2 separate regions of the Homo sapiens genome follow, and region 1 is linked to region 2. Evidence: chromatin contacts called from ENCODE Hi-C or POLR2A ChIA-PET data. All regions are on one chromosome and are shown on one strand. Each heading gives the region's core, a stretch centred on a gene start or an enhancer-like site at or near the end of the contact. The rest is flanking DNA. Distances are from core to core; before and after follow the strand shown.

Region 1 (4,725 bases), core at 469-2,968, 1.3 Mb before region 2:
CCACGCCCGCGGTGCTGAAGCGGAGCGCCTGCGGGAACCGTAGCGCGCCAGGCCGGAAGGGAGCCAGGCTTTAGACTGCCTCAGCAAGTAGTAGAACAAAGGGAATGGGAGGACAGTGCCACACCCACCTGGAAGCCACAGGCCTACCTCTGAAGAAGAGAAGCACCCCTAACCCTAACGTCCCGCATGGAGAAGAGCCCTGAGCAGAGGCCATCTGTAAAATCCAGCAAAATTCAGTGACGAAATCCGAAATAAGTGAGCCTCCCCTCCATAGCCTACGAAGGAGGCGCCCTGGGACCTTCCCTCCAGCTGGGTGCTTGATGAAAAGCCTCTAAACCCCCAACACTACCTCCAACTGCAAATAGAGCAGAGGCCTTCATGGAACACGGGCACACTTTCCTCTCTGCAGCCAGCAAAAGCAGGAACGGCTGCTGCTCTACCCTGTACCTGCCATGAAAGCAGAGGCCGCCCTAAGTTCCACTCCTCTGAACCCCAGAACCTGCGGGCCAGGACTCCAGGCCTCACTTCCCATCGCCCAACAAATTTGAAGACTCTGCCTCCCTCTCCTGGTGCAAACTCCTAGCAGTTCCGCCCTATGGGAAGGGCCCTGGATGTTAGGGATGGAAGGGCCCAGCTGGGGGGTCTGAATACTAGACGGAGGGGCGGTGTCGCATGGTGGGCCCAGGATGAGAGTGGGAGGGAACAGCTAAGAAGCCAGGCTGGCGGATAAGTGGGACCAAAGGGCCGGTGACAGGACCAGAGGGAGCTGGGGTGTGGGAAGGAGGAAGGGTGAGGCTGGGGGGCAGGGCCGCCCGGGGTGGGGGGCGCTCACCGATGGCGGCTTCCTTGAGCTGGGTCATATGCTCCCGCAGCACTTCGGGGTCCCGGGAGCTGTAGGGCCCCAGCTCCGGGTAGAAGCTGGAGCCCAAGTCGTCTGGGGGGCTGTGGCGGCCGCGGGGGTAGCTGGCCGAGATCTTGGGGTCCCAGTGCGGCACCATGACGTGGTCCCAGTGAATGTAGTGGCCCTCGCGCCGCGGGCTCCCGTACCACGAGTAGTAGAAGGCGTGCAGGTCCGAGTAGACGCGCAGGCTCTGCACGGGGGCGGGCTCGGCCTCCGCGGGTGCCGGCCCAGGGGAGCCGCCAGGGTCCGCGGTGCGGGGCGGCGGCGGCGGCGGGGGCGGCGCGGCAGGGGCTGCCGGGGCCCTGGCAGCGGGCGCGGGGGCCCCCTCTGGGCGTCGCTCAAAGGGCGCCAGCTCCAGGCCCGGGCCCAGCGCCGGGAGTCCGTCCGGAGCCTTGAGCGTGCGCAGACCCATGAGGGTGCCGAAGGCGAAGAGCAGCACCAGGAACAGAGCGATGCAGGCGCGGCGCCGCCGCCGGGCCATGGCCGACTGTGCGCTCCTGCAGCCGCCGCGCTACCTCCCAGCGTGCCGCGCCATGGCCGCCCGCCCGGCCGCGCGCTTCCCAGGCAGACTGTGCGCCCGGCAGAGCGCGGCGTGGGCGGCGCCCGGCCTGTCCCCGCAGTGCGGGCGGGCTCGGCACACAGGACGCAGGCGGCGCGGACCAAGTGGCCGCGAGCCGAGGGGGAACTGCACGCCGAGTGCAACGCAAGGCCCAGCGAACGGCGAGTTTCGGGGCCACAGGAGCAGGGGCCTGAGTCAGGCCGCGTGACCCGCGAAAGAAGAGTCGCCTGGCTGCCTGGGCGGCAGGTGGTGGCGCCTGGCTGGGGAGCGGGGACGCAGGCCTTCCGGAGCGCGGGAGAGAGGCGGCGCGGCGGGGGCGGGGGCGGAGGCGGGGCGGGGGGGGGAAAGAAGCGCGCGTCGGTGGTTCTCTCCCCAAGGATTTCCTTCTTCGTCGATCCACCTTTACTCACTTCACTGGCCCCCTCCCTACGGGTCTCAGTGCCACCCTTCTAGCCCCAGGTCCCCCATCCCTCGGCCCCCCTCCCCGGCACCCCAGGCAGCCCCTGAACCTCGGGGGAAGGGGCGTCGGGAAATCCCCAGGAATCGGACCCTGCAGACGCCGTCCGGGGCCTGGCGGGCGGAGGACGACCGTGACTCGCGCAAGGTCACACTGACCGGGCCTGGACCCCGGGTCAGGGCGCACTCTCCAGAGCTCGCTGCACTGCCCAGCCTGCCGGGTCGCAGTGTGGCTTAGTGAGTTCTCTGGTTGGAATCTCACGAAGCCAAAATTAAGGCGTTGGCAGGTTACACTCCTTTCTGGAGGCTCTAGGAACGGATCTACGTCCAGCTCAATGGCAGAATTCAGTTCCATACAATTGCAGGGCTAAGGCCCCCATTTGCTTGCTGGCTGTCATCTGGGGGTCTTTCTCAGTTTCTAGAGGCCTGCTGCATTTCTTGGCTTGTAGGCCTGATGTCGTCTGGAGCGGTCTCTCCTGGGAGAACCTCCTAGAGTCAGGGAGGATTAAATGAGATGGTTCCCGTAAAGCACTTCCACGGGGCCTGAAAAGCAAGCGCTCAATACATGTGCGCCTTTCTTCCTGGATTCTGGGCTCCAGAGGACAGGCCCCGTCTTATTTACCTTGTTAGACGCCAAGGGCTGCCGGAACAGCATCTGACACTCACTTCCTAGTGCCGTTTAAGTGAGTACCAGCCCCTGGTGTGATAGTCTGTAGATAATAAGCTTTTCACTCGCTATTGATAGAGTTCCTACACTGCATTATTCATTACTTCATTTATTCAGAAGATAGTTTTGTTTATCATATGCCTCCTTCAGTGGTCCGCAATGACAGCAACTTTGTTTCATTCCCTGTCTGCATGTCTAAAACAGAGCTTGGGATGATGGCGGGCACCCAGTTCTTATTGGTTAAGTAAAATGAATTGTAGGGAACCCAGGAAGAGGAGCAGGGAGCTTGGGAAGTGTTGGTAGACCTGCAGCCGAGGAAAGTGAGCTTGAGAGACCTTATGGTGGTAAATGTGAATGAAGTGGAATGCCTTCAGCTCCAGGTCGCCCATACCCGATTCAGCCTGACTTAAGGAATATGCCAGTGTATCAACTTGCAAAGCAAGGAGCCCAGTGGCAGGGCAGAGTGGGTATTTTCTCTGATCCAACAATGTCATTAGGAACCTGAGATGTTCCCGTCTCACTGCTCTACTCTCCCCACCACTGACTTCATATACAAACCCAGTTCCCCTCATGCCACAAAATGGCTGCTATGGCTATTGACTGCTCTTCCCATTCCACAGGCAAGGGTAAGACTGATTTCTCTTTCCCAGAAGTCCTAAACAAACATCTCATTGAATCTCCTTGGTCTAATCTGGTTTAGGCCTTTTTATGCCAGACAAATTATTGCCGAGGGGGATAGAATTACCATGACTAGATGAGATTACATTTGTGGAGTGGGTTAAATGTTGGAGAGAATACCATGTCTACCAAAGAGTGAGGTGACTCTGGGAATAGAAAGAGTGAGAAGAGGCTGGGTGCAGTGGCTCAAGCCTGTAATCCAGCACTTTGAGAGGCCAAGGCAGGTGGATTACCTGAGCTCAGGCGTTTGCGACCAGCCTGGGCAACACGATGAAACCACCATCTCTACTAAAATACAAGAAATTAGCCAGGCGAGGTGGCAGGCGCCTGTAGTCCCAGCTACTTGGGAGGCTGAGGCAGGAGAATTACTTGAACCCAGGAGGCGGAGGTTGCAGTGAGCCGAGATCACGCCACTGCACTCCAGCCCGGGTGACAGAGCGAGACTCTGTCTCAAAAAAAGAAAGAAAGAAAGAAAGAAAAGAAAGAAAGAAAGAAAGAGAAGAAAACGGGTAAGGACGGCACTCTCAGGAACACCAGCATTTCTGGGACAGGCAGAGGAAGGAGAGAGTCTAAGAAGGAAACAGAAAGAATCATTAACGAGGAACTAAGAGAACAGGGAATGGGTGGTGAAGGTTTTGGAAAAATAGTGGGAAGGTTTCCCCAGCTCCCAGTCATCCCACTATTTCTGGGATGCCCTGAAACAATTGTGTCCCCTGTTGGCCATGCCTGGAGTCCTTGACACTGCCACCTGGCCTTGACAGTTTGACCCAGGGCTAGTACTCTGACCTAGTGGTCAAAATTAGTCCAATGATAGCTTCCCATCTTCCACTGGACCAATCATGAATACTGACCCAAAGGGCATCAATTCCAGTCATTTTTTGGGATTTTACTCTCTGGTCTGCAGGAGAGATTTCATCCTCTTTAAAGATAATGCCATTTGCCGGGTGCGGCGGCTCATGCCTGTAATCGCAGCACTTTGGGAGGCTGAGGTGGGAGGATGACTTGAGTTCAGGCTTTTGAGATCAGCCTGGGTAACATAGTGAGACCTCATCTCTACAAAAAATTAAAATATATTAGTCAGGCATGGTGGCACACGCCTGTACTCCCAACTACTCGGGAGGTTGAGGTGGGAGGACCACTTGAGCCTGAGAGGTCAAGGCTGCAGTGAGCCGTGATCACACCACTGCACCCCAGCCAGGGTGACCGAGTGAGACCCTCTCTCAAAAACAAACAAACAAACAAACAAACAAACAAACAAGATAATGCCATTAGAGGGAAGGGACAGAGAGAAACTTAGTGTTATTGGTGTCCTGATTTCAGTCTTCCTGGCGGCCTAGTTGCGGTGTGAAACACTTGACCATTCTTCCAATAAGTTACCCTTTTATTCTGAGCAAGGTGAGCTGATGGAGCTGACTATTGATTGCCTATCAATCTCTGACAAGACCGAGAAGGGGACTTGGGAGC
Region 2 (4,578 bases), core at 484-2,983:
ACCACTGAAGGGATGTGTCATGTTGACAGTGATGCTGGCCGGGCGCAGTGGCTCATGCCTGTAATCCCAACACTTTGGGAGGCCGAGGCGGGCAGATCACCTGAGGTCAGGAGTTCGAGACCAGCCTGGCCAACATGGTGAAACCCCATCTCTACTAAAAATACAAAATTAGCCGGGCATGGTGCCCTGGTCCATGCCTGTAATCCCAGCTTACTCAGGAGGCTGAGGCAGAAGAATCGCTTGAAACCAGGAGGCGGAGGTTGCAGTAAGCCGAGATCGTGCCATTGCACACCAGCCTGCGCGACAAGAGTGAAACTCCATCTCAAAAAAAAAAAAGTGATGTCTTCTGACATTTAGCTTAGCAGCCAGTGCAAGGTAGAAGAGAGAAAAGAACAGTGATACAGAGGAACATAGCAATGCAGACAGAAAAACAAATGAAGGGATGAATGTAAGAAAGGTGTTGGAGGAAAAAGCATAATATGATGACTGATAAAAGACCCTGGGAAACAGATTTGGAAGCCAAGGCCCAAGTTTCAAGTTTGAGTAGCTGGAGGGAAAGATAATTAGTAGGTTTTGGAAGTACTGAAATTTACAGAAATGGTTGTTCATCAGAGTAAAAATATACAGCAGATGGCAAAAAGTAATCCTGGAGCTTAAGATGGAGGTAAGGAAGGGAGTCGCTGCCCTCAAAGAGAAATGGTTGGGGCCGGGCGTGATAGCTCACGCCTGTAATCTCAGCACTTTGGGAGGCCCAGGCGGGCAGATCACCTGAGGTCAGGAGTTCCAGACCAGCCTGGCCAACATGGTGAAACCCCGTCTCTACTAAAAATACAAAAATTAGCCGGGCATGGTGGCGGGCGCCTGTAATCCCAGCTACTCGGGAGGCTGAGGCAGGAGAATCGCTTGAACCCTGAAGGCGGAAGTTGCAATGAGCCGAGATGGCGCCACTGCACTCCAGCCTGAGCGACAAGGGCAAAATCCGTCTCAAAAAAAAAAAAAAAAGAAAAAAGAAATGGTTGGGAGGCCTTCGGAACAGCGTCGAGGAGGGAACTTCCCAGAGCCCCCAGGCGCATCCTCTGGGAACTGGACACACGGGGACGGACGGGACTGGTTTGCTTCATGGAGTATGAAACCAGGAGGGGCTTCACTTCAAGTAAACTTTTGGGAGGCGATGCAAACGACTCAGGACTTCTGATCCTTCCCTCGTCTAAAAGAAAAGTCAGTTACCATTTTTATTGAGTGCTTTCGGGGCCTTTCCATGATCTGACTGATTCCTCTCAGCCGCCCTGTGATGTGAGTGCCAGCTCCATGTTACGTAAGAGGAAGCCAAGGCTCAAACCCTGCCCGAAGTCACACAGCAAGAAATCACGAGCCGTGATTCCAACCCAGGTCCGTCTGACCCGAGCCTGCTCTAATGCCGTTCTGCCTGGGCTTTCCTCTGTTATAGGAACCTGAGGCCCCGCGCCAGCGGCCGGGGTCCCAAGCGCCGGGCTGGCTGTGTCGAGACCACCCCCAGCCCTGGCCCGGCCCTCGCCCTTTCGAGGGAAACCTACTCTCAGAAGCACAGCTCCCCAGCCGCGCCCAACGCCGCGCCGGCCTCTGGCTCGGACCAATCCCCCCGGGACGGTCCACCACCCAGACCAATTAGCTCCCGTCTTCAGGGCACCTCCCACCAAACCGCCTTCTGATTGGCTCGCTCTTCCCGTCACGGCGTTGCCCCAGCAACCGGACTATTGGGACGCTGCGGCCTGGCCTTCAGGCCACTGGCTACCGAACCCCGGGGCTCTTCACCAGTCCAGCTCGTTTCCAGCACCATGTCGGTGCGGACGCTACCGCTGCTCTTCTTGAACTTGGGCGGGGAGATGCTTTACATCCTCGACCAACGGCTGCGGGCCCAGAACATCCCGGGAGACAAGGCCCGCAAAGGTGAGAGGCCCCCGGCCCGCTCAGCCAGACCCGCAGCCAGCAGCCCGGCCCTCTCATCATCGCCCTAACACCCACAGCCAGACCCGCACCCCTACACACTTCACTCTTATAACCAGGGACCTTTCTTACAAGCCACATCCATTTGGAGCCCCTCGGGAGTCAAATCCCCCCAAAAGCTTTTTTCACAGCAGAGGAACTTAATACTCCCAGTGGACACTAGGGTGCCTGACCTCCCTAATTTCCCCATCTCTTCAAATGGGAGAGGTGATTTCCCAGTCTCTCTTGTCAATCAGTGCCTTCCAAATGTAGGAGTCCCAGCTGCCCACCATCTAGTATCATACCCCTTGCTAGTCCAAGCATCCTCTTTACCCCCAAGGAACAGGTTCTGATTTTTTTTTTTTTTTTTTTTTTTTTTTTTTTTTGAGACAGGGTCTCGCTCTGTCGCCCAGGCTGGAGTGTGTGGCACGATCTCGGCTCACTGCAACCTCTGCCTCCTGGGTTCCAGCGATTCTCGTGCCTCAGCCTCCCAAGTAGCTGGGATTACAGGCATGCACCACCACACCCAGCTAATTTTTGTATTTTTAGTAGAGATGGGGTTTCACCATGTTTCCCAGGCTGGTCTTCAATTCCTGGACTCAAACGATCTGCCCCCCTCGGCCTCCCAAAGTGCTGGGATTATAGGCGTGAGCCACCGCGTCCAGCCCAGGTTCAGATTCTTAATTTCTTTATGGTAGTATCTTCCCACATAAGCTGGAGATTGGTCTTACTCATCTCAGAAGTATTTCTAGAAATTTGGTGTTCTAAAATAATATAGATAAATATGAAAAAAATAAGAAAGTTATAAATCTCCTCACAAGTGTTGGAGGGGAATACAATTGTGAAAATAATTATATGAGAGCTTCGAAAATGCAAAATCTGCCTCCCATGGACACCACACTAATCCCCAGAAAAATGACGACTCAGAACACTCTGCCACTCTGTTCCTTTTCCTCTTTTCCTCCCTTCTCGGCAAACAACTTGCTTATACCAAATTTCCTAGGATTAAGTATGAAGGAAATATTATATTTCAAAGTGGAGGAGGAAAAGTTGAAAAGGCAATTGACATGGCCGCCAATTAAAACATTCTCTCCATTAATCTTTGTATGCTCAATTGATGTTCAACATACATATTCAGATGCTAAGCATACATATTCAGATATTAACTATTGTGTGTGTGTGACTGAGTGCAAGTCCATGCATAAAGAGCTAAAAATAACTCCCTATAACATACCCCCTCCATTCATTCTGCACATTGCCGCCAATGAGCTTTCTAAAATGTGTATCTGTCCAAACTTGCCCCTGCCTAAAACCCTTTGTCAGCTTTCCACTGCCATCTGGGTTAAGACCAAGTCCTTGCACAGGCCATTTCAGGGCCCTTCCTTATCTGATCTCTGTCTTCCTCTGCAGTCCCTTCTTCCACCACTGCCTGCCTCCTGTTTCCCAATAATACCAAACTGCTCATAGATCTCCGCTTAAACCATGTTTGTTCGTATTTCTGTGCTAGTAATTCCCATCCCTACATTCTTCCCCTTCAATCCTGCATTATTCGGCTTAAGAATCATCTCCTTCAGGAATCCTCCCCATATGCAGAAAGGGCCTGTGCATGCTCTCATAGCAGCCTGTGCTCCCATAGCACCCCATGCCTGCTCCTCAGTACCTTACCACTGGCCATGCTATACTGAAATGATCTGTGTATATGTCTATCTCCCGCTTGATTGTCTTATTCATCTTTGTACTCCAGCACCTACCATAATTCCTAGACCAGAATAAATTAGTGATCACAAAATGTTTTTTGAACTGATTATCTAAATTGGCAGTTTTATATAGCATTGTCATTTTTCCTTTGAGAGGGTTCTGTTTTCCTTGGTGCCTGTGTGATCTGATTTCATTCAGGCTAGTGGCACCAATGAGGTGACATGCTGGAGTCCTCAGACTGGTAGGTAGTCTGCATCTTGGAAGATAGTGTAAATTAGCAATTAAGAACATACTCTCTAGAGTCTTACAGACCTGGATCCCAATTCCAGCTTTACCATTTAACTAATTGCATGCCCTTTGGGTGTAACCTCTATAAACCTGTTTCTCCATAAAATGGTAATAATACATATATGTTAAAGCAAAGTTGTAAGGATTGAATGAAATAATGTATTTAATATGTTTAACACAATGAGTAATAGGTATCTTTCAAGAGGAGGTCTGGACAAGGCCCTTGGAATACTAGAGGACAGCTTTACCTTTAGGAGTTATAGCCTTTTTTCTGCTTTTGCTAAATATGGTTTTGGGAGTTTCGGCCATCTTTAGTAATTTACATTCGCACACTCATTCATTCCACAGATTTTGACTGAGTGTCAAACACTATGTGAGATACTATATGGAGCCTGATGCAGCCCTTCTGGACATTCACTGGAGGTAGGGCTATTGATCAGTCCACTCCAGTAACTGATTCTAGTGACAGCAATCAACAATAAAACAATGAAAAATCAAGCACTTACTTTGTACCAAGGGCTCCTCTTAAACACCTTAATCCTCCCAACTATTGTAACACATAGGTAATATTACTATCCCCATTTTACAGATGGAGAAACTAAGACTAATTTGCCCAGAGTTACATGGCTG

Evidence for each region. Hi-C counts contacts between places; a loop is a spot of excess contacts on that map. ChIA-PET counts read pairs that join two places held with the same protein, here RNA polymerase II (POLR2A). Pooled maps may share reads with other maps.
Region 1: a pooled map shows a loop between it and region 2 (4-fold over the local background). The contact joins the promoter of MANEAL here to the promoter of OSCP1 in region 2. A Hi-C loop is called at or near these places in 1 of 168 maps with a recorded cell type or tissue (aorta) and 11 of 50 pooled maps. POLR2A ChIA-PET finds 5 or more read pairs at or near these places in 2 of 52 experiments (GM12878 and Panc1).

The regions. Positions count from the first base shown.
Region 1 is chr1:37,790,840-37,795,564 of GRCh38, reverse strand. It overlaps MANEAL (mannosidase endo-alpha like), which reads right to left and starts at 1,718. Exons shown (of 4, transcript NM_001113482.2): 1 at 833-1,718. The coding sequence starts at 1,382. RefSeq lists silencers at 1,382-1,501, 1,762-1,811.
Region 2 is chr1:36,447,606-36,452,183 of GRCh38, reverse strand. OSCP1 (organic solute carrier partner 1) reads left to right here and starts at 1,733. Exons shown (of 10, transcript NM_145047.5): 1 at 1,733-1,926. The coding sequence starts at 1,815. LOC107984940 (a long non-coding RNA gene) reads right to left here. Exons shown (of 3, transcript XR_001737976.2): 3 at 2,619-2,726. RefSeq lists a silencer at 1,338-1,607.